Linked DNA regions of Homo sapiens: region 2 is linked to region 1. The links are chromatin loops, found by intact Hi-C in ENCODE. Cell type or tissue: endothelial cell of umbilical vein. All regions are shown on one strand. Links, peaks and the distances in the headings refer to the core of each region. The heading gives the core; the rest is flanking DNA.

Region 1 (12,193 bases), core at 2,778-10,777:
TTGAGGTCGCCCACCAACATGCGCCGGCTCATGTTGGCGCTGAGCGCGGGCGAGCCCTGGTCGTGGGCCTGCATCGTGAGCTCGAAGGCGCACAGCTGCTCGTGGTCGAAGGCACGCTGCGCGACCACCACCCCGCTCTGTGCGCTCACGGACACGTAGGACGACAGTGCCCGCAGCTCCAAGTCAGTGGTAACGATGGAGTAGGAGACTTGGCCATTCAGCCCTAGGTCCAGGTCAGAGGCGCTGACTTGTGGGATGGAGGCTCCGGGAAGGTTGTTTTCGGCCACGTGGACCACGTAGGAGACTTGGTGGAAAACCGGAGCATTGTCGTTGACTTCACCAATGCGTAGGGTGAGGCTTGTGCTGGATGAGAGCGGAGGCTTGCCCTTGTCAGTGGCAGTGATGGTGACGTTGTACTCCGGGATCCGCTCCCAATCCAGGGTCCCATCTGTTACAAGCTTATAGTCATTATTGGCGGAAGATTCGATTCTAAAAGGAACTCTTTCGTTTATGAGGCATGTAACCTCCCCATTTTCTCTCGAATCTTTATCATGTGTTTTGAACAGAGTGATCACCGTCCAGGGTTCTGCGTCCTCAGTTACAGAACTGGACACTGAAGTAAAAACCACGTCTGGGGCATTGTCATTCTCATCTAGGATTTCTAGTATAATTTTACATTCGCTGGTCATGCCTCCACCATCCTTAGCTTCTACTCTCATGGTATAACTGCTACGAAATTCGAAGTCTATTAAGTCTTTGGATTTAATTTCCCCATTTTGATGGTCTAGCACAAACATATTTCCAATATCATCTCGTAGGGATTTGAAAGAGTAGGTGATCTCCGCATTGACACCCTCATCCTGGTCAGTGGCTGTCACCTTTAGTACAGAGGTGCCTGGGGGCACATTCTCTCTAAGGCTGACTTTGTATACATCCTGGCTAAAAACTGGGGCATTATCGTTGGCATCAGTGACCTCAATTTGAATTGCAGCAGTGCCAGTTGGGACTGGGTCACCCATGTCCATTGCTTCCAGGACCAGGAGATGAGAGCTCTGTTGCTCCTGGCCCAGGGGCTTCTCCAGCACTAATTCTGGAGCGTTCTTGCCTTTAGTCTTGTCCATCATCAGAGAGAAATGTTCATTAGAACTGAGCTGGTAACTCTGGAGAGAGTGAGGCCCTACATCTGCATCTATAGCAGATTCCAGGCCAAACCGAATGCCTGGAATTGCTAGTTCATTGATTTGTAAAACAATGCTATTTTGGGGAAAATGAGGTGGGTTATCATTTATATCTTCTATCATCACATTTATGTGAAAAACATTTAGAGGATTCTCTGCTACAATCTCTAAGGGTATGACACAGAGGATTTTGAAGACAGTGACTCTCGATCTATTCTGTCACTCACAAGTATGTTCCCATTCTCCGTGTTCACGGTAAAGTATTGTTTCTCTGCACTAACTCTAAGGTTTCAGGTCAATAAATCCTGAACATGCAGCCGCATGTCCTCCGCAAGGTTCCCCACCACGGAGCCCTGGACCGTTTCTTCTGGAATAGAGTAGCGGATCTGCTCCGAGGGTGCCCCGCAGAACAAAGGCAGCAGGAAAGGGAAGAGTGCTTGCCACTGCCGGGTCCTGCTTCTCTGCTTCACCCTGTTTCCCATCCTTCCCATGCGTTGCTGCAGTCTCCGACGTTAAGAGAAAATGTTTCACAAAGTGCTTTTAAAATATTTACTTCCATACATAGAAAACTCAATGCTCCCAGTTTGAGGGCACCCCAATCCGTATGGAATCAGATTTGCAGGAGCAGAAAGCCCAAGTCTTGGCCACTCTCCGACTTGCTTCTGTGACTGAACAGAATATCGTCCTGGTAGATCCCAGGCTCCAGTTCTTGCAGCACATTGGCCAACAGCAGGGCTCTGAGTCTATTTAGAAAACTGCAGCCGGAAGCCTTTGCTAATTCAATGGGATTCAGAATTAGACTGATGTGTTGGACTAATGTATAGGAAACTAGACATTTTATGAGTTTTCGTAGTGACTGTTTTCCAGTGTTTACTACCAAAGAAGATTCCTTAGAGATGGGAATCTATAGAACAGTCATTAACCCAGCAAAGAGAATTTAAAAGTTTGTTTTTTTCTAAGCAGAAGCAATGCACATATTGGAAGAACTAGGCAAAGTCTTCTCTCCTGTTGTAGAACAAAAACCTTGTGGGAAAACATCCCCATCAAGTGGTATGGGAAAATTTTGACCACTATGAAATGATATGCAGTATTATTTTCAATCTGATGTGCAGATAATTTTCCTCCTAGTTTTATCAGAGAAAACTGGAGGAGCACTGAAAGCTATATAGGGCATATTCAGAATAAAGTTAGCCAAACCCTTCTTATCACTTATAAAAGAGGTTTCTGAAAAGGATTATTGTTTCATGTTTCATCATAAAGAGAATATAAAGGTATAGCCTAGTAGGTTGCCATAGGAATTAATAACATGAAATGTGATGGTGTTTTATTTTTATCCTCTATTTAATGGGACTATATGTTATACCTTAACAGAACTTTATCACTACCTCCGAATCAACATAACCCTCTTAATATCACATTTCAAAGCCAACCCTTCCTTTTTGTTCTCCACGATCTTGGGAAGTTAGTTTAGATGAGGTTTTATAATATGGAACAATCTCCTTTTCCCAGCCAAATACCTCATATCCTTTTTATTTAACTAATTCCAGTCAAAGTACAATGCCTTACATCATTTTTCTCAGTTTGGAATTCCACAAGTATAAATCCTATCCCTAGATGCTCAAAATACCTGAACATTTTTCTTGACTTCAAGAAAAATGTAGGCATCTGTTGGAAGACTTGCCTTTCCTACAGTTGAAATTATTTTTGTCCGAGCCCTAGATAGTCAGTTTACAACTAATGACATAAGGTAAATTCCTAAATGAGAAAACTAAACTTGAAAGGGAACATAAATATCCAAGTAATTTGGGGCAAATACCTAGAAGTGATGTGAGAGTGTTGACTGAATTGATTATGGAAATGATTCCTGTGATCAAAAACCCTAGATAAGTCTCCTTTCCTCATTTGGCTTTCCTAGACATTGCTTCAGATAACATGTATGTCAGGCAACTATCAAGCTTCAATAACAAGTTGGTCTGAATAAAAGAACTGAATGTACTATTTGCCATAAGAATGACCTTATAAAGAAAGAAAGAAGGAATCTATGACTCCCAACTACACTGAAAATGAACAAAAAAATAGCCAGAAGGATACTAGCTAAATCAGTTTAATTAAAGTCCAAATACCTTCAATCTATTTATATATTCACAAACTACTCTATTTGAATAAATCTGTAGACATCTTTAGCACATTTGAAAATAGGTTTTTGAGAAGCACTGAATCAAAATCAAGTTATTTCTATATATGGATTTACTACATTAAAAAACCTTCCATACATACAAACACAGACACCAAAGTAAAAGAATAAAAGGAAATAATACCAGTTCAATAATTCAATTATTTCCTCAGAACAGTCAATGTAACTTCACCATAGTAATGGAAAAGACATCTAGAGCTTAAGAAAAAATGTGATCTAAATTTTATCTCCCAAGGAAATCCAGTAGTTAAAAGCCAGTCAATATGTCTGTGTTGATAGGATGAAGAAATGAGACAAAGTTGAAATAGTCAACAGGATCTAAGCATATTACCAGCCACCAAGAATCAAAATAAAATTGCTCAGAGAAAAGCTTACGTGTATAAGTGTGTGTGCATGTGTATAGATAGATAGATGAGAAGGAGAGCTAGAGGGAGCATGCTATTAAATCAACAGGATCAAAATTTGAACATTAGCAGTAATAGCAAATAATGGTGGAATATAACTACAAATCAGTGAAGGCACAGCAAAATTGAAATGGAAATAAAAAGTGTTTGTGAATCATTAATTTGTATCTATATATAATAAATTGAGAGCCTCATACACTGATAATAGAAAAATAATACTAAAATTCAACTTACTTCAAACCAAACCAGCATAGTTGAATGGCCCCTTTGAAATCAAAAGAAAATATGCCAAGATTGAAAAATGACTTTCACAAAAACGTTCTGAAAGATTATCGTAATCTCATGAAAGGCAAAGTAAAACTCACATGTATTGCTCTAAATATATATGAACTAAATATATGCCGCCCCACCCCCCCCCCAAACAGTTTTCATAACAGGCTCAAAAAACATCTCCTTAAAAGACTTGTGCCAAGACACCAACAATTAGGAGGCAGAGAAATAAATCTCACCTGATTACTTGTCGGGTCACATTTGCCTAAAATGATAGCTGAGTCTTCAGCTATCAAGAGTGGCTCGCTTTTCTCACAGCTCTCCTGGCTGATGAGCGTGTCCCCATAGTTGGGCTGGGGGAAAATCAGGTGACTCTTCTGCGAGTCCGCAATGAGAGAGACCTCGTGGGAATAGGTTTGCAGGAAAGCCTGTACCCCGTCCACGCCTACAAAATGTGACGTGGGCATACCTGCCAACCCGCCTTCAGAAGCCTGCAGCAGGCGTGACTTATGCCAGCGCCACAGCCTGAGTGCCAGCAGCACGATGACAAAGACCAGGAAGATGCAGGAGACTGCGGCCACCGCCACCACCAAGTACAGCGAGAGGTCTGAGGTTTCAGAGTTAGCCAGAGACTCGAGGCTGCCGAGGTCCGCCAGGACTTCGGGGATGCTGTCGGCCACAGCCACGGTGAGCGTGACGGTGGCCGAGAGAGGGGGCTGGCCGTGGTCCTGGACGGCCACCACGAGGCTCTGCTTGAGCGCGTCTCTGTCCAGCAGTGCCCGCGCTGTACGCACCTCGCCCGTGTGCTCCCCCACCGCGAAGAGTCCCGGCTCGCTGGCCTTAAGCAGGCGATAGGACAGCCAGGCGTTCTGGCCTGAATCTTTGTCCACCGCAACCACCTTGGTCACCAGGTAGCCAGGTTCCGCAGAGCGGGGCGCCAGCTCCACGCCAGTGGAGCCGTCTGTGGGGAGGGCAGGGTACAGGATCTCGGGCGCATTGTCGTTCTGGTCCAGCACGAACAGGCTCAGCGACACGTTGCTGCTGAGGGGCGGGTCCCCGCTGTCACGTGCTATCACTCTCAGTTCTAAGTCTCGAAACTGCTCATAGTCGAAGGATTGTAGGGCATAGAGAACACCAGTGTTGGAGTTAATAGAGACATAGGAGGACAGAGGCACCCCCTGGACAGTGTCATCCGTCAGAGAGTAAGTGACCAGGGCATTCTGTTTGCTGTCCGGGTCGAGGGCGGTCACTGAGAAGATGGAGGCACCCCTGGGGTTGTTTTCGGGAATGTAGGCAGAGTAAGAGGAGTGAGGAAAAACGGGAGGGTTATCGTTGTCATCTGCCACATTCAGCCAGACATGAGTTTCTGCAGACAAAGGCGGGCTTCCCTGGTCTGTGGCTGTCAACGTTATATTGTAGCTCTGGACCAACTCCCTGTCCAGCACTCTGCTTGTTATCAATTTGTAATAATTTCCATAAGTCTTTTCTAATTTAAAAGGCAGGTGGTTAGGAATAAAACAGGAGACTTGACCATTTTCTCCAGAATCTTGATCTTGCACATTTAGAAGAGCAATCACTGTACCTGGAGGAGAGTTTTCCAGAATTGAATTAATAGAAGAGGTGATAGTTATTTCTGGAGCGTTATCATTCACATCCACAACAGTGATCAACATCGTCGTGGTGGTAAAGAGACCTCCACCATCTTGGCCTTGAATTTCCATCTCATAGAATCTATATTTTTCAAAATCCAGAGACCCCCGTACTTGAACTTCTCCAGTTTGTGAATCCAATTGGAATATTTCAGAAGCCTTGCTTTCCATGTTCCGAAATGAATACATTACTTCCCCGTTGATTCCCTCGTCTGGATCCGTTGCATTAACCATCAGCACCCGAGTTCCGGAGCTGATGTTTTCTGGAACACTCACGCGATATACGGACTGTGTAAACATTGGGATGTGATCATTTACATCGAGGACCACCACACGAATGGGAACTGCGCCCTTTCGGATGGGATCGCCTCCATCTAAAGCTGTGAGGAGGAGCAGGTGAGCAGCCTCTTTCTCTCGGTCCAGGCTTCCCTCCAGTACTAGCTCTGGATTCTTGGCCCCATCCGTTCTGCCCCGCAGTTGCAAGGAAAAGTAATTATTAGGGCTGAGCTGGTAGCTCTGGAGGGAGTTCACGCCCACATCTGGATCCCTAGCATTAGGAAGAGCAAATCGCGCCCCAGGAATTGCGTGCTCACTGACTTTTATCTCCACTTCGTCCTCCTGGAAGCTGGGGGCGTTATCATTAATATCTATTATTTCCACCTCCACTCCGTAAATCTTCAAGGTGTCTTCCACGAGAAGTTCCATATTTAAAAAACAGGAGGACACCGTCTCACAGAGCTCCTCCCGGTCTATCCTGCCTGCCGTGATCAAGCTGCCGCTTCGCGGATTCACAGCGAAAAGCTGTGTCTTCCCTCTGGAGACGATGCGGACTCCGCGCTTCGCCAGCTCCCGGGGCTCCAGCCCCAGGTCCTTGGAGATATTGCCCACGAAGGAGCCCTTTTCGGTCTCTTCTGGCACCGAATATCGGATCTGCCTGGCCCGGAACCCCCGCAGCGTCCCCAGGAAAATGCACAGCAGCAGCAGCAGCCGACTGCGGTCCCCGCGCTGTAGCCGATTCGCCATGGCAGGCTCTAAGCCGATATTCCGCGGTTTCTCGAGCTGGTTGGTTGTGAATCGGCTTATGTATCTATGAAGTCCTAGGCCGACTACATCCAAAATATATCAGAAAGCGAAGGAAAATACTTCTAAGTCTCCAGTGTCAGGATCTGTGAGTATCCATCTCATTCCGCTTTGTGTGGTAGAGGCGGGGGAGGGAGGGACTCAATGGCGCGCAGCTTCCCATTCCCTGATTGGTGAGCAGCGGCGCCTAGAGCCCATTCTTATTATTGCAACGACTAAGAAATTCCAGAAGAAATGATTACGCTCACCTTTGTGAATCACACGTATTTGTAGAGCTTAAAAACGATGATACACAATACTTACATTATGTGACGTTAAAACTTTACCAAGAACACCTGCGAAAGGAGTAATTATTAAAAGGGCTTGCTTAATTTTTAAAAAGTTTTCAAAATATTACTGGAGCTGAAAACTTGTAGGTTGTAGTTGGTTCCAATTGATTTTAACCGACTGAAAGGAACGACATTTCTGGAAGTGGAAATAATACGGTCCCGATAAAATCATCAGGTAGGATGCCTAACTATAATTCTTACAAGGTTCCTTTATTGAGTAAATGAAGATGAAATACTTGAGAAAAATTGAGTAGCATCAGGGTTTCAATTAAAATACCATGCCGTAAAAATATACCTGTATTTTATATTTTTAACCGAAAGGTATTTTACTTCATAAAAATGTCACCGGAGATTACCCATGTAGTTTGCTTTAAAATGTCTTTGAATAGTAGGAAGACTGAGGCATTTAATTTAAACTTTTGTTTTAATAATGATAACCATAAATTTGACCTATATTTTGCGAACTCTATGAAGAAGTTATCTAGAATCTTAAAATAATACCACTATATTGGAATATATTGGCATATTGTAATATAAAAAGGATTAAATACATTTTTAAATACTTACCTGTTTAAGAATCTTCTTATCTGCTTCAACGCTGGGAGTTAAAATGCTAGCCAGTAGCATGCTATCTTTGTTGAGGTTATCTTGTGTGGCTGGACAATGATCAACAGATGTGAAAAAATTAAATTCTGGATTCATTTGATCCCCAGGCACACAAAAATTATAGGCATAGGGCAACGTTCCCTCACTGTAGTTGGGGGGACCCACAGGTCCGGACTTGGAGCAGAGAACTGACTCAAAGCAGTCTCCTGCAGTAGGGCTGAAAGACTGTCGCAGGCGTAGAGCAATAGCTAGAATCACCGCGAGGAGAAAGAGCACAGAAATCAAGGCCAAGGCCACCACCAGGTAAAACTGCATCTCAGCCTGGGAGTCAGAGGGTGTGGGATGGTCGCTGAAATCCGGCAGTACCTCTTGCAAGCTATCTGCGAACACCAGGTGCAGCGTGGCAGTGGCTGAAAGGGGTGGCTGTCCTCCATCTCTTACAGCGACTAGCAGGCGCTGGCGGACCGAGTCCTTGTCACCCAAAGCACGCACCATGCGCACCTCGCCTGTTCGCAGCCCCAGGCTGAAGAGCCCGGGCTCACTGGCCTGCACCACGTGGTAGGACAGCCAGGCATTGTGCCCCGAGTCCGCGTCCACGGCCACCACCTTGGTCACCAGGTAGCCTGGCTGCGCGGCCCGCGGCACTGTGTCGAAGAGCGCGGAGCCGTCGGGACCCAGCGCAGGGTACAGCACCCGCGGTGCGTTGTCGTTACGGTCGCCCACCAACACGCGCAGGCTCACATTGGCGCTGAGCGCGGGCGAGCCCTGGTCGCGGGCCTGCAGCGTGAGCTCGAAGGTGCGCAGCTGCTCGTGGTCGAAGGCGCGCTGCGCGAACACCACCCCGCTCTGCGCGCTCACGGACACGTAGGACGACAGCGTTCGTGACTCCAGGTCGCTGGCAATGAGAGAGTAGGAGACACGGCCGTTGAGCCCGAAGTCTGGGTCAGAGGCACTGACTTGCGCTATGGAGGCACCCGGCTGGTTGTTTTCTGGCACGTGGACCAGGTAGGCTGACTGTCCGAAAACCGGCGCGTTGTCATTGACGTCAGTAATGTGCAGGGTTATGGTTTTGCTGGAGGATAACGGAGGCTTGCCCCTGTCTGTGGCTGCGATGGTGACGTTGTACTCTGGGGTCTGCTCCCGATCCAGGGCCTCATCTGTTACTAGCTTGTAGTAATTATTAGAAGAAGAATGAATCTTAAATGGAACACCTCTACTTAAGCTACACCTGACTTCCCCATTTTCCCCTGAGTCTTGGTCCCGTGTTTTGAAGAGGGCAACAACCACTCCTGGAGGGGAATCCTCCATAATCTGATCAGAGAGTGACGTGATGATTATTTCTGGGCTGTTGTCGTTTTCGTCTACAACTTCTACAATTACTTTACACCGTGTTGAGAGAGATCCTCGGTCTTTTGCTTCTATGTTTATCGTATATCTTTCTACTTCTTCAAAATCCAAAGGCTGCTGAGTTAGAATGTTTCCTGTAGTGTAATCCAGAGAGAACACGTGCTGAGCTTTGTCAGCCACACCAAAGAAGGAATAAGTGATCTCTGAGTTGATGCCCTCGTCCTGGTCAGTGGCCTTCACTCTCAGGATGGAGGTGCCTGGAGGCACGTCTTCCCGAAGGCTAACCCTGTACACGTCCTGGCTGAACACTGGGGGGTTGTCATTGGCATCTATTACCAGGATTCTTATCTGAGCAGTACCGCTTCGGGGAGGGTCCCCACCATCTAAGGCGGTCAGTACCAAGTGGTGAGCGCTCTGCGTTTCTCGGTCCAGAGTCTTCTGCAATACTAATTCTGGATATTTGCCACCATCAGGATTGTCTTTCTCCACCAATGAGAAATACTCGTTAGGACTTAGTTGGTATTTGCTCAGCGAATTCATACTAATATCAGGATCTTCTGCAGACTCAAGAATTGTTCCCATCCCCAGGCTGACGGATTCACTGATTTCTAAGTTTATTTCATCTTTCCGGAATTGAGGGGCGTGGTCATTAACATCCTCAATCACCACAATGACATGAAAAATATTTAAAGGATTTTCCACCACAGCTTCCAATTGCAACTCACATCTTCTTCTCTCTTTGCATATTTGCTCACGGTCTATTCGGTCCTTCACAAGTAAGTCCCCGCTCTGCGCGTCTACGCTGAAGTGCAGCTTCTCCGCGCTCACTCGCAGCTCGCGAGCCGACACATCCAGGACACTAAGCCCTAGATCCTTAGCGAGGTTCCCCACCACCGAGCCCTTGGCCAGCTCCTCCGGAATCGAGTAGCGGATCGGCTCACACAGCGTGGGGTAGAACAAAGGCAGCAGCAAAGGAAATAGTACCTGCCGCGGGCCGGCCCGGCGCCTCTGCGCGCAGCTCCCTCCCATCGTTCGCTCGGGTTCTCGCTGGGTCCCCGCTTTTCCAGTTGGAGAAAGTGCACTCTACCGCGCTAAAAGAGCATTCGGCCCAGGACAGGAGGAGTCCCGGGTCTCGGAGCTGGCAATCTGGTGTGCTGGGCAAGGTCTGCGCAGCCGGGAGCCTCTGTGTGGGAGCTGGTTTTCTTTTCTGTTGTTGGCTGCGCAGGGAATCCCAGGCTAGAGGCTGAGGGATCCCCGGCGTCAGCGCTTGCTCTGCACTGGCCGACGGCGGCGCCCAGAGGCTCTGTGTGGGACTGCAACTTGACTTTTCTCTACCTCTTTCAAGGAATTTTTTTTAAACTACGAGTTGACAGCCAAAATATTTTAATCTTTTTCCTCAGTGATTCCTTTTACATCAGGAAATATATTTCCACTTGGTCATAACTATCATATCTTTTTATTTACTGAATTTACATATATCTTGAATAAATGAATATTTTTTCTTCAAAATTTAAAAAGGCACAAAATAATATAGCATGAAGGTTTATAGGTCTCCTATCCCACGGCCCATTGCTATCCAATTCCTCCATCCAGAGGCAGTCATTCTTGTTCCTTTTAAGAGTAATTATCTATGAAGCTGGAAGTACTGAAGATAAGCAACAAATTTTTTTGTCTTCAATTCTAGCCTATATTCACCCAGAAAGTAATAATTCCTTATTTCATACTTAAGTACTGGAATGCAACCATTGCCCTAGTCATTACCATCATCCAGGGTGTCCTGTATTGCTTTTAAATAATTATAATCAAAATATTTTCTCACAATAGCTACAATGTCAAGAGCAGTTTTTTTTAAAAAAAAAACCTGTATTTTTCAAAATAATAGAATTATTTGAGATGAATGCACAATAATTTTGACTCTCATTAACACAAATATAAAATAATAGTTTCAATGGTTTAATAGTTAATAACTATGACCCTAAAGAGTGTGCTTTCCTTCCACAGACCTATCATTCAACAAATGTTGACTGACCTGAAAAAAATCATGGAATTATAAGGGTCTTGAGAAACTTCGGAATGCTTTTTGACTTTATACTACCACATTTAGTAGAATACTAGTAATAAAATTAAGAGATCTACCTAATACGTCACTATTTTCATTGAACTAAATGAACTCATCAGTACCTCCAATGATCCTTTGTTTATATAATTTCCCTTCGTTGCATATATTCTTTTCTTTTTTACAGCTGTGGTTGGTGTTTATATTCTGATCTGCAGAAATGGCATTTCTTTCTTGACTCTAAGTTTATTTTGCCTCTCAATTTCAGAGTTTTCAGAGTTTCAGGTGTTTGCCTCCTTATACATTAAAGAGCCACTGAAATAGCTTTGTCATATATCTCTTGCTCCTGTTCTCGGGAACATGTACAAATTTATCTGTCTTCCCAACCCATATTTACTTTCAGCCTTAGTCACTAGAAAATTTAACAAAAAAGACAAAAGCAGAATCCCAAATATTCTTAATTTCACCCTCTATAGCCTCCTCAGGATCCCTATTGAGCAATGAAAGTTAAATTAAAATGCTATATCTTCCACATAGCAGTGTGAAATTAGAGAATTGTATGCAAAAAGGATACTGCAGTGTTATCAGTTATAAATAGGGCTGGAAAAATCTAAGCATACATTGTTATAAATAAATTGTTAATTCAATATTAATGAAAAACTTAGTATATTCAACTGCAACTATCACCACAAAGTATAGATTGAAAAATATATAAAATGTAGTTTGAAAAAGGCCTATTGCCCTTCTCCTTGGGAAGAACTGCATTGAGTATTCTTGGATTTGGGTTGTGTTTCCAGAGGTGATTTCTTTCTGATACTTACCTATTCTTACCAGACCTGCCTTCAGAACAAGAGGGTTGCTTAAGGGGCTGGAGTTTCAATATGTGACCACCCAGGAGGAAATATAAATTGACAGGCACTTCTGTATGGAAGTCTGTCTTAGGAATTGTCAATATTGTACTCAACAACACTATAAACTACAAGGTTCTGCAAAGCTAATCATAACAAAGCCTTATGATATATAGGCCTTGATTGAGACTAGGTGAATTTTACCAGAAAGTAAAAAAAAAAAAAAAAAAAA
Region 2 (11,998 bases), core at 1,145-9,144, 47 kb after region 1:
ATTAATGATCTGTATTGCAGGTGGATTAAAGAACCTCATTTAGCCATAACTTAGCAAATTCCATGACTGCCAGGATGTTTAACAGTTGGTCAGTCCACATGAGTGAATGACTTTTGTGAGAGTAGAAGTTGGTAGTTTTTCCATCAGAGAAATATTTTATTTGTTTAAATGAAATGGTCACAGGTAATAAGAGAATAAAATAAACCAGCCTGATCTCCATGAAAAGTAGTTAGTGAGCTTTCCCTATAACAACAAATGCTCAAGATGTAGTTTAACATCCCAAATTGGTAGTATAGTAAAATAACATTCACACTTTCAGAGTTTATGAAATAATCATATGTATAACAGCCCATCTAACTCATGAGACTAATATCCAAGATTCAAGTTGTTTAAAATTGTTATTTTATCAAATTATATCACAAAGATACAAGAAAATGAGCTTTGAAGATGTGTATGATTAGATCTCTTGTTTAGGTATATACCTTTGGAAACTTGAAATAAATAAATCTATAACAATTCCTTAAATGTAAATACCACAATATTGGTTCAGAAAAACACATATTACTCTTAGCAGCTTATTTAAAAACACATCAACTCAATGTTATCTTTAAGAAGACTGACAAAGTCAGGTTACAAAGGAGGTTCTCATTTATTTTCAAGGTATCTTCTCAATTGCTTTTTTCTTACACATTCATAACAAATTCAGATGCACAAGTGGCCAATCCATTCTATAATACCACCAGATTGTAGAATCTTCCAACTCATGACTGGAGAAAAATCTTGACTATAATGTAGTTCAACAAGTCATCAAATTAGAGAATCCCCTGTACTCCATTCATTCCAGGGCCATCAACTTACTTTTGAAGACTGTCGATAACAGAATCTCCTATCTCCTTAGTGATCCATTTTCTATTCGAACATCATTGACAGTCAAAAACTCTGCTGTTTTCTGTTCATGAAACAATGATTCTGTTTGCACATTTCAGTCATAATAAATAAGACTAATCAGTCTTCTAAATGATAATCCCTTTTTTCTTGAAATATTTCAATAAAGAGTTCCTATATGATGAAAGCCTTATTGTCTGGGTTAAAATGCTAAAATATTTAAATTTTTATTTGAACCTCATTAACATTTGTTCTCCCATTCACCAGTCAGTCATCTATTTTTAGAGATATGTCCTGTAAGCAGACACTACCGAGCATGTTTTAAAATTCATGTTCACTCTTTATTTATTAATTATCATTATTATTTTTTGAGACAGAGTCTCGCTCTGTCACCCAGACTGGAGTGCAGTGGCACGATCTTGGCTCACTGCAACCTCTGCCTCATGGGTTCAAGCGATTCTCCTGCCTCAGCCTCCCGAGTAGCTGCGATTACAGGCCCATGCCACCCCACCTGGCTAATTTTTGTATTTTTAGTAGAGACGGGGTTTCACCATGTTGGTCAGGCTGGTCTCGAACTCCTGACTTCGTGAGATGCCTGCCTTGGCCTCCCAAAGTGTTGGGATTACAGGCATGAGCCACCGCACCCGGCCATTTTCACTCTTAAATACTATCAGGCACACAGTATGCAAAAGACACTGTAGTAGGCACACAGCATCGGTGCTTAGTTATTGTTAACAACCCAATAATTATAATAATGGTGATGTCAACAAATACGTGTTCACTATGCTGCTTTAGAGTTTGAAAAAAAGTTATAAAATTATTTTCTTAGAATTTGAGTCAGATAGATAAGGAAAGTCTTGTTTTAAAAAATAATATAAGTAGAGCTTATTTGAGCCAAGCTTTAGGATTGCAACCCAGGAACATAGATTCAAGTTGCCCTGGATACACACTCTATAAGCAGCAGTTACAGGTGGATTTTTACTCCAGACTGGGCAACAGAGGGGGATCCTATCTCTGATAAGAGAAGTCTTTTAAATCTTAATTTTAATTGGAAGATAATGGCGATTGTAACTGGCCCAAGTAAATAACAGATAGTTACAGGAATGTTATTCAGGTCTTTTAACACCAAAGATCTGGTGTCCCCTGCTGCAGTTACCAATGATTCTTATCTTTTCAAAAATAATTTTTGATTCCTAAGTAGTAAAGGTGAAAGATCTCTTGTATGAACGTCTGTCGTTTATAGTTATCAAGTAACACTGAGAAAAAACAAAATCTTTTTTTTTTTTTGAGAGAGAGAGAGAAAAAGTCTCATTCTGTCTCCCAGGCTAGGGTGCAGTGACACAATTATATCTCACTGCAGCCTCATACCCCTGGACTTAAGCAATCCTCCTATCAGAGCTTCTCGAGTAGCTGGGACTACAGGTGTACGCCACACATCTGGCTACTTTTTTTTCTTTTTGGTAGAGACAGAGTCACCCAGGCTGGTCTCAAACTCCTGGTCTCAAGGGATCCTCCTGCCTCAGCCTCCTGAAGAGGTGGGATTACAGGCGTGAACCACCATGCTAGCTAAAACCAAGATCTTGATCTTTAACACTGACCTAAATTAAGGTTATTTTTTTTCCCACATTAGAAAAAGAAAGAACCTTACAAATGTCACATAGTAGGAAAAAACCTAAGAAACGAGATGTACTCAATCCAAGACACAAATAGTTTGCCAAGAAGAGAAAGGTAAAGAAAAACTAGGACATGCATTATTTTCCCCCACAAAATTAAGACTTCAGAACATTCTTTTGATATAAAAGAAAAACATTAGAATTATGTGACTCTCTGCAAAGGGCTAAGAAAACTAAGCACTAATCAAAGACAATCTTGAATTTTCCTGTCAACCAATAAAAACGATACCCTCGGCCGGGCGCGGTGGCTCACGCCTGTAATCCCAGCACTTTGGGAGGCCGAGGCGGGTGGATCATGAGGTCAGGAGATCGAGACCATCCTGGCTAACAAGGTGAAACCCCGTCTCTACTAAAAATACAAAAAAATTAGCCGGGCGCGGTGGCGGGCGCCTGTAGTCCCAGCTACTAGGGAGGCTGAGGCAGGAGAATGGCGTGAACCCGGGAAGCGGAGCTTGCAGTGAGCCGAGATTGCGCCACTGCAGTCCGCAGTCCGGCCTGGGCGACAGAGCGAGACTCCGTCTCAAAAAAAAAAAAAAAAAAAAACGATACCCTCACCTGAACAAGGGAGTCTTCCACTTTACAAAATCACGAATCTTCCTGTACCAAAAGAGGTTCGCTTCTATAACAGCCGATCTAGCTGATGAGCCTGTCTGATTAGTTGGGTTGCGGGAAGATCAGATTACTCTTCCCGCTTAGGCGGAAAGAAACTCACCTGAAGTTGCCTGGGTTCTCCTTTCGTTTCAAGTAAATCCTGAGTTATCAGAAGAGGCTCGCTTTTCTCATAGCTCTCCTGGTTGATAAGCGTGTCGGCATAGTTGGGCTGGGGGAAAATCAGATGACTCTTACGCGAGTCTGCAGTGAGTGAGACCTCGTGGGAATAGGTCTGCAGGAAAGCCCGAACCCCTTCCACGCCCACAAAGTGCGAGCCGGGCATGCTCGCTAAGCCACCTCCCGAAGCCTGCAGCAGGCGTGACTTGTGCCAGCGCTGCAGTCTGAGCGCCAGCAGCACGATGACGAAGGCCAGGAAGACGCAGGAGACCGCGGCCACCGCCACCACCAGGTACAGAGTGAGGTCCGAATCGTTGGGTTTGGCGGAGGGCTCGAGGCTGCCCAGGTCGGCCAGGATGTCGGGGATCCTGTCGGCCACGGCCACGGTGAGCGTGACAGTGGCGGAGAGAGGGGGCTGGCCGTGGTCCTGGACGGCCACCACTAGGCTCTGCTTGAGCGCGTCTCTGTCCAGCAGGGCGCGCGCCGTGCGCACCTCGCCCGTGTGCAGGCCCACTGAGAAAAGTCCTGGCTCGCTGGCCTTGAGCAGGCGGTAGGACAGCCAGGCGTTCTGGCCCGAGTCTCTGTCCACCGCCACCACCTTGGTCACCAGGTAGCCGGGCTCTGCGGAGCGGGGCGCCAGCTCCACGCCAGTGGAACCGTCTGTGGGGAGGGCGGGGTACAGGATCTCGGGCGCATTGTCATTCTGGTCCAGCACAAACAGGCTCAGTGACACGTTGCTGCTAAGAGGCGGGTCCCCGCTGTCGCTGGCTGTCACCCACAGCTGTAGGTCTCTCAACTGCTCATAGTCGAAGGAGCGCAGGGCGTACAGAATCCCAGTGTCGGAGTTGATGGACACGTAGGAGGACAGGGGCGCCCCCTGGAGGGTGTCTTCTGCCAGTGAGTAGGAGACTTGGGCGTTCTGGTCCACGTCAGGGTCCAGTGCATTCACAGAGAAGATGGAGGCACCCCTGGGGTTGTTTTCAAGGACATAGACTGAGTAGGATGAATGGGGGAAGGTGGGCGGGTTGTCGTTGGTGTCTGCCACATTTAGAGAGATGATTGTTTCTGTAGACAGAGGTGGTGTTCCTTTGTCCGTGGCTGTCACAGTGATGTTGTACAAGAATACCTCTTCCCGGTCTAGAGCTGCATTTGTCACTAATCGATAATAATTGCCAACTGATTTTTCCAATTCAAATGGGAGACTTCTCGGGATGGAACAGGTTACCAGGCCATTCAGGCCAGAGTCTCGATCGAACACTTGAAAAAGGGCGATTACTGTTCCTGGAGGTGCACTTTCAGCAATTGTTCTGCTTCCAGATGTAACAACCACTTCTGGTACATTATCATTGACATCCAAGATAGTTATTAAGACTTTCGCTCTGTCTCGAAGACCTGGCCCATCCCGGGCTTCAACACCCAGCTCATAAAAACTCGAGTCCTCATAGTCTAGATTTGCAGAAGTTGAAATTTCTCCAGTCAAAACATTCAAACAGAAAATTTGTGAGATCTTTTCTGTAATCTTCACAAAGGAATAAGTTACTTCCCCGTGGACTCCTTCATCCTGGTCGGTGGCAGTCACTGCCAACACTGGTGTGCCTACTGGCAGGTTTTCAGGAACACTTACACGGTAGACAGGCTGAGTAAACATTGGAGTGTTGTCATTCACATCTAGAACTGTTACCAGAATTTGGGCGACGCTTGAGCGGACAGGGTCGCCGCCATCCATGGCAGTAAGGACCAGGCGGTAAACGGCTTCTCCTTCCCGGTCCAGTGTGCCCTCCAGCACCAGCTCCGGGTACTTGGGCCCATGGGCTTCGCTTTGCACGTCCACTGAGAAGTGACTATTACCACTGAGCTTAAATCCCTGAAGGGAGTTCATTCCCACATCAGGGTCATAGACCTCCATTAGTGGAAAACGAGAGGATGGAGCTGCGTTTTCGAGAATTTTCACTTCCAATTCTTCCTTTAAGAATCGGGGTGTATTGTCATTAATGTCCACTATTTCCACTTCCACGGGATAAAGATTCAGTTTATCCTCGACAAGGATGTTAAAACTCACCAGACACCGCGGGCTCTGAGCACAGAGCTCCTCGCGGTCTATCCTACCCGCGGTGACCAAGCTGCCGTTTCGCGGATTCAGAGAGAAAAGCTGCATCCTACCTCTGGAGACGATGCGGACTCCGTGCTCCGCCAACTCCTGGGGCTCCAGTCCCAGATCCTTGACGATGTTGCCTACGAAGGAGCCTTTCTCCAGCTCCTCGGGAATAGAGTAGCGGATCTGCGCTGCCGCGGCCCCCCACAGCGTCCCCAGGAGCGTGAGGAGCAGGACCTGCTCGCTGCGCTGCGGATGCCTCTGCGGAGGCGCCATTACTGGCTTATTAGGAACTTCTCTGGGATTAAGAAGAGGAAGAACAGATCTGCATCACTTTTGCTCTTCTCAGAAATAGCGGTGAAGGTCCTTCAACAAGCAGAGACCGGATGCGAAGCGTTTCAGGTCAGAATTTCTGCACAGCTTTCCTGCTTTCCCGTCTAATTTGCTTTGTTGTTGGAGGATGTAACTTGAGTTTCCGTTGATTTTCTTGCCCAGGTTGGTCAACAGCGACGCTTAGAGTCCTAACTTAATACTGCATCGTTTTGTGAAACTATCACACAGAGGATTTTATTTCTGCTAAATCTGCAGAGATGACACTCATAATATTTCCCTCCCCAAGATAATGAAGCATTTAGAAGAGTGTAAGAGATTATTTTGAATAATTTTAAATGTTCTCTGAAGTTTACCATTCATTTTTATGAAAATATCTCTTAGGACCTTGGGGAACAGAAATAATATTACAATCTTCTGTAAATTTTGAATTATCATCACATTTCACCACCATTTATGCTAGTCCCATTTTCAGTAAGGGTACCAACAACCACAAACACTTTTTTGGAGACAAAGTCTCGCTCTGTCTCCCAGGCTAGAGTGCAGGGGCACAATTATAGCTCATTGCAGCTGCTACCTCCTGGGATCAAGGGATCCTCCCACCTCAGCCTCCCGAGTAGCTGGGACTACAGGCATATGCTACACAAACACATTTTGAACCAATTCATTACAGTGCCCATTACAAGAGTTGCCATTTTAGATGCCATTATTTCTTTTGATTAGCATAGAAGTTAAAAACTGCCCTGACATAGGCAACATCTGTGTATACTTTTAAAAACATGCAAAGGGAAGTAAAAATATTATATACAGGTTACATTAAAAATGTGTTAAGATATACATAATGTTTCATATATTTTAGGATTGACTGCATTAAAACTAAGTAAACCACTTAATTGTGAGGATTTGGGTCTAATTCTGGATAGATATGTCTGAAAATGACAGTGTGAGATAATACTGTATTAAAAATGTTTCAGATTATAGTGTATTAGGATTAAGAAAAGTTTCAAGACTATCAAAAGGAGGCTTTCTATGAAAGAACAACTGCAACACAGATATTCTACAGGAAATTCTACAAAGAATTTCCTAGACACCCTACTCTACACCAGAAAATCAATAAAATAATGTAATCAGGGAATATTTAATCTGTATTCTTTTTATCTCTAAATCAATGAATTGAAACCCAATTATATTTATGGAAGGAAAGGTTTGAAGAAACTCACCTTTTGCAAATTGCCTGAATTAGAAGGCATTTCTGGATTGTCATTACTTTCAAACCAAGAGGCTTCATCACATAGAAGATCTTGTGGTGCAGCATTTTCAGCCTTTATATTGAGAAATTTAAACTCGGTGTTTGAGGAATGTGAGGCAGCACACGGATTGTAGGAATAAGGCAAAGTCCTTTCGCTGTAGGTGGGGAGAACTCCAGGTACAGTCTTGAAGCAGACACCAGGCTGAAAGTAGCCCTCAGTGGCGGGTCTGGAGGAGCATCGCAGGCGCAGGGAGATTGCCAGAATCACCGCGAGGAGGAAGAGCACTGAGATCAAGGCCAACGCCACTACTAGGTGAAACTGTAGCTCCGCCTGAGGGTCAGAGGGAGTGGGGCGGTCGCTAAGGTCAGGTTGTATCTCTTGCAAGCTATCTGCGAAGATTAGGTGCAGCATGACGGTGGCTGAAAGAGGCTGCTGTCCTCCATCACGCACAGTGACCAGCAGGCGCTGGCGGGCGGCCTCCCTGTCGCCCAAGGTACGCGCCGTGCGCACCTCACCCGTGCGCAGGCCCAGGCTGAACAGCCCGGGCTCGCTGGCCTGCACAATGTGGTAGGACAGCCAGGCGTTGTATCCCGAGTCTGCGTCCACCGCCACCACCTTGGTCACCAGGTAGCCAGGCTCTGCAGAGCGCGGCACCATATCGAAGAGCGCAGAGCCTTCGGGCCCCAGAGCTGGGTACAGCACCAGCGGTGCATTGTCGTTGCGGTCGTCCACCAACACGCGCAGGCTCACGTTGGCGCTGAGCGTAGGCGAGCCCTGGTCGCGGGCCTGCAGAGTGAGCTCGAAGGCACGCAGCTGCTCGTGGTCGAAGGCTCGCTGCGCGAACACCACCCCGCTCCGCGCGCTCACGGACACGTAGGACGACAGCTCCCGCGGCTCCAGGTCACTGGCCACGATGTAGTAGGAGACAAGGCCATTAGGTCCCAAGTCGGGATCCGAGGCTCTGACATGCGCAATGGAGGCTCCAGGCGGATTGTTCTCAGCTACATGCACGGTGTAGGAGGCCTGGTGGAAAACGGGAACGTTGTCGTTGACATCAAGGATGTGCAGAGTGATGGTCTTGCTGGAGGAGAGCGGTGGATTGCCTTTGTCGGTAGCTGTGATCGTCACATTGTATTCTGGGATCTGCTCCCGGTCCAGGGCTCCATCTGTCACCAACCTGTATGTGTTTTTGGTATCTTGAACGATTTTAAAGGGGAAGTTTCCTTTTAGTTGGCATAGGATTTCTCCATTAAATCCAGAATCTAGATCATGTGTTTTGATCAGGGCAACGGCAGTCCCCAGCTCAGCATCTTCTTGTATATGTTGGGATTCAGAAGCCAGGGTTATCTCCGGGGCATTGTCATTTTCATCTGAAATATCTATCTGTACTTTACAATATGCAGTGTGATGTCCACCATCCTTTGCTTCCACCCCAATTGTGTAGCTATCTCTCTCTTCAAAGTCCAGTTCTCCAATAGTGGTGAGTTCCCCCGTTTTACTGTCCAGCTTGAACAGTTGTCTCACTTCCTTGCCAATATTGATGAAGGCATAGATGATTTCGGCATTGATGCCCTCATCCATGTCAATGGCCATCACTTTTAATACGGAGGAGCCAGCGGGCAGGTTCTCTGCAACATTGACCCTGTACATGTCCTGAGTAAATACTGGGGGGTTATCATTTGCATCTGCGACAATTACCCTGATCTGGGTGGTACAGCTTCTGGAGGGCTCGCCCCCATCCACAGCTGTGAGGACCAGGTGGTGATGTGGCTGCTCTTCCCTGTCCAGGGGTGCTTTCAGTACTAGCTCTGGGTACCTACTGCCATCCAGGTTCTCCTTCTGAATCAAAGAGAAGTGCGGATCAGGGCTGAGGTAGTACTGCTGCAGCGAATTGACACCTACATCAGGATCTTGCGCAGATTCCAGGGCAAATGTGGCTCCAGTGAGAGCCAGTTCGCTGATTTCCAGCTCAGTGATATTTTGGCTAAAGGTCGGTGGGTTGTCGTTAATATCCTGGATCAGCACAGTTACATGAAAAAAGTTTAAAGGCTTTTCAGCAACCATTTCAAATTCCAGAACACACGTCGACTTCTTGCCACAAATCTCCTCTCGGTCTATACGGTCGCTCACAAGTAAGTTCCCATTTTCGGGGCTCACGGTAAAGAATTTCTTCTCTGCAATAACCCGCAGGTTCCTAGTAGGTAAATCCCCCACGCCAAACCCCAGGTCCTTGGCGAGGTTCCCTACCAGCGAGCCCCTGTCCAGCTCCTCGGGAATAGCGTAGCGGATCGGTTCGGAGAGAGCCTGGTCTAACAAAGAGAGCAGGAAGAGAAATAGCATTCGCCTCTGCCCTGCTGGGCCCCTCCATCCGGAGCTATTTCCCATCCCGCTCTCTGCGCCTTTGCCTTTCTAAATCCGAGGAGAGGAGATCTTTAAATAATCCCAAGAGTTCTCCGAGCAGGACCAACTATTTGCTTTGTCTTTGTGCTTGGGTTCTCTAATGGGTGTCTCCGCTGCAGGAAGCCTGATAGAGAGTGCACTTTTCTTCCGAGCTGGCTGCAGCGGGAGGAGCCAATATTTTGCACAGCACTAGCCAAGAGCGGCACCCGGCGCCTCTGCTGCAGAACTGCAGTAATGGTGACTAAATCAGCTCCAAATAAGGAGCTAGTTAGGAGAAAAATCGGCAGTGTACTGATAGTGATACTTTCTTCCCATTTTAAAAGGACTTTTAAAAAACATTAAATATACTTACTATATCTTTAGTCTGTTATTTCTTTTAATTTGAGCTTTATCCATCCAAATCAAGTACCTTTTACTTGTCAAAGGGCAGAGATAATCTTGCTCAATCCCGTCACGTTTTTAGTTTCCATTTTCATAAAATGGTCATAATAATATCTTCTCTGCTTACTCTAGTAGAAATGAGGGCCAAATAAAATAATACATAGAAAATCATACAAATGGAAGCTATTTTTGGTGATGGCAGAAGACGTAGTATAAAGAGGCTTGAAATATCAGCTTCACGTGTATTCTTATTGCATTCTATTTCCTTTACTTCTAACTTCTAAAAGTTATAATGTCATAGCTTTTAGTTTTATTCTATGTTTCACTTTCTTCTCTTTTATCTTTATTATCTCCCCCCAAAAGAAGTTAAAGGTAATGAGGAAATGATTGACCTTATAAAATAGAAGTATAGTAAAAAGCAAGAGGGTCTCTTTTCCTTTGTTTCCAAGTGTCTACTTTTAATTAAATAAGTATGATTGAAAACTTTTTTTTTCTATAGAGGTGGGGTTTCACTATGTTGCCCAGGCTGGGCTAGAACACCTGGCTTTAAGCAATCCTCCCACCTCAGCGTCCCAAATTGCTGGGATTATAGTCATGAACCACCCTGGCCCAAATGAAAAACTTTTACAAAGGATGTTTTTTCATACTACATCACAATTGTCCTGAAATGTACTGTTTCTTCTCAAGTAGCCTAACAATGATGCGTTATTAGGATTGGGGAGTGAATTGTAAGTCCTTATAATTATATTATTTAATTATATAAGTAATCTTCCTGTCCACTTTTCCTTGGTCCCCAGTTTACCATCTGATAATCCTAACTTTTTGTTATTTACACTTTTCCCTGGTCAATAACATGCCATTTTCCATGTTTCTGACAGGTGTCTTACAGTTTTAATTCCATTTTCAAACCAGAAAATCTTCCTAAAGAAATTATCTTTAGCCTACATAATGTATTGTTACTCTAAAACTAGGCAAGTGTGCAGCAATAAGCAATGAGTTCCACACCGAATTCACCTTATAGTGGAAAAGCATTATAGCATCTTAAACTACTCACAGTAACCAGAATTCTAGACAGACACTCATTGTCACCTTTATACAAACATCAAAAATATAACTGACTCAAGACTTTGCTCCAAAACATTCCAAAGCAAGTGCCTTCCAACACAATGCCAAGTGTTCATTGTATGAACACTTCAATTAGTATGAAAAATTATTCTTCAGAACACATATAAAACTAAAGATTCAGATATTTAAAAGTATATGGTATATACAGTACATACATTCAAAATGTATGGATCAAGCATTTTATAGTCTGTTAGTAGTTTATAGAGGGTTTAAAGATATTTTTCCATTGCACAAAACATTTAACTCAGAAGAAATGTACCCAAATCTATAACCTTTACTTTTTTCCCAAACACCTTACCCTAAGAAGCATATAACATTTTCTTTTAAAAAAAATGGAAAAGCAAGTTTTCACATAGGAGTGAATAATGTCGACACCTACTGTATAGATTCTCTTGTTACTCTTTGGATGCATTCACTATTCGGTGAGTTTGTACATTTTACATTTTGGTCAGAATGTCCATGTGTGTATGTATGTGTGTTTGTGTGTGTGTATGTGTGTATATATATGTGTGTATATATATGTGTGTGTATATGTATATAGATATAGATATACTTGAATGCTCTTTAACAGTGTTTAAAAAATAAAAATCAAGTGGTCTTAGGTTCTTTAATGTGTCAATTAACCTTTCATGTGGTTGAGTAATGTAGCTTACTATCCCATTTGTAATATTTTATTACCTTTTCCCCTTATTTAGTCATTATTTGAAGCTGATGCTCAAGGTTTTAAAAGTACAAAATTTGAAGGATTAAGAATATTTTAATAAGAAACATCTGAAAATCATCTTCAGCAAATCAGATGCAGAAGGGAAATATAGTAGTTCTTTCATTACATAACACATCCTCCTGGAATTTGAGGCACATAGGCCAGTATTTCATTAAGACAAATCTATTAATTTAAGATGAGCACATACGTTAGATATGAAATTTAAAATTTTGAACCATCTTTAAGTTGAGTTCTTTTTTTTTCAAATACAACCTTAAACTCAAGTAATAAAGAAGAATTGCACCTACACTTAAAGAAACGCTAACATTGCAGTAGGTATTGATTCTAATAAGTAAAGGGTTTATCTATAACAGAAGATGCCAGGTGTGTG

What was found. Hi-C counts contacts between places; a loop is a spot of excess contacts. Peaks named below come from ENCODE experiments on the same cell type or tissue, not always from the same donor. Only the 100,000 strongest peaks of a DNase experiment are listed, where the experiment ranks them.
Region 2: a loop joins it to region 1, with 2.6 times the contacts of the local background. A loop is called at or near these places in 15 of 110 quality-filtered maps.

What each region holds. Positions count from the first base shown.
Region 1 is chr5:141,415,753-141,427,945 of GRCh38, reverse strand. All of the region lies in intron 1 of PCDHGA1 (protocadherin gamma subfamily A, 1), which reads right to left. All of the region lies in intron 1 of PCDHGA2 (protocadherin gamma subfamily A, 2), which reads right to left. The region is part of intron 1 of PCDHGA3 (protocadherin gamma subfamily A, 3); the gene reads right to left. The region is part of intron 1 of PCDHGB1 (protocadherin gamma subfamily B, 1); the gene reads right to left. It also overlaps PCDHGA4, PCDHGB2, PCDHGA5, PCDHGB3, PCDHGA6 and PCDHGA7, and 10 more genes. In endothelial cell of umbilical vein, for the core only: CTCF peaks have their summits at 6,963 and 10,365; DNase peaks (open chromatin) are centred at 6,925 and 10,335; H3K4me3 peaks cover 1,319 bases; H3K27me3 peaks cover 3,837 bases.
Region 2 is chr5:141,367,780-141,379,777 of GRCh38, reverse strand. All of the region lies in intron 1 of PCDHGA1 (protocadherin gamma subfamily A, 1), which reads right to left. All of the region lies in intron 1 of PCDHGA2 (protocadherin gamma subfamily A, 2), which reads right to left. The region is part of intron 1 of PCDHGA3 (protocadherin gamma subfamily A, 3); the gene reads right to left. The region is part of intron 1 of PCDHGB1 (protocadherin gamma subfamily B, 1); the gene reads right to left. It also overlaps PCDHGA4, PCDHGB2, PCDHGA5, PCDHGB3, PCDHGA6 and PCDHG@. In endothelial cell of umbilical vein, for the core only: a CTCF peak has its summit at 5,920; a DNase peak (open chromatin) is centred at 5,897; H3K4me3 peaks cover 410 bases; H3K27me3 peaks cover 2,918 bases.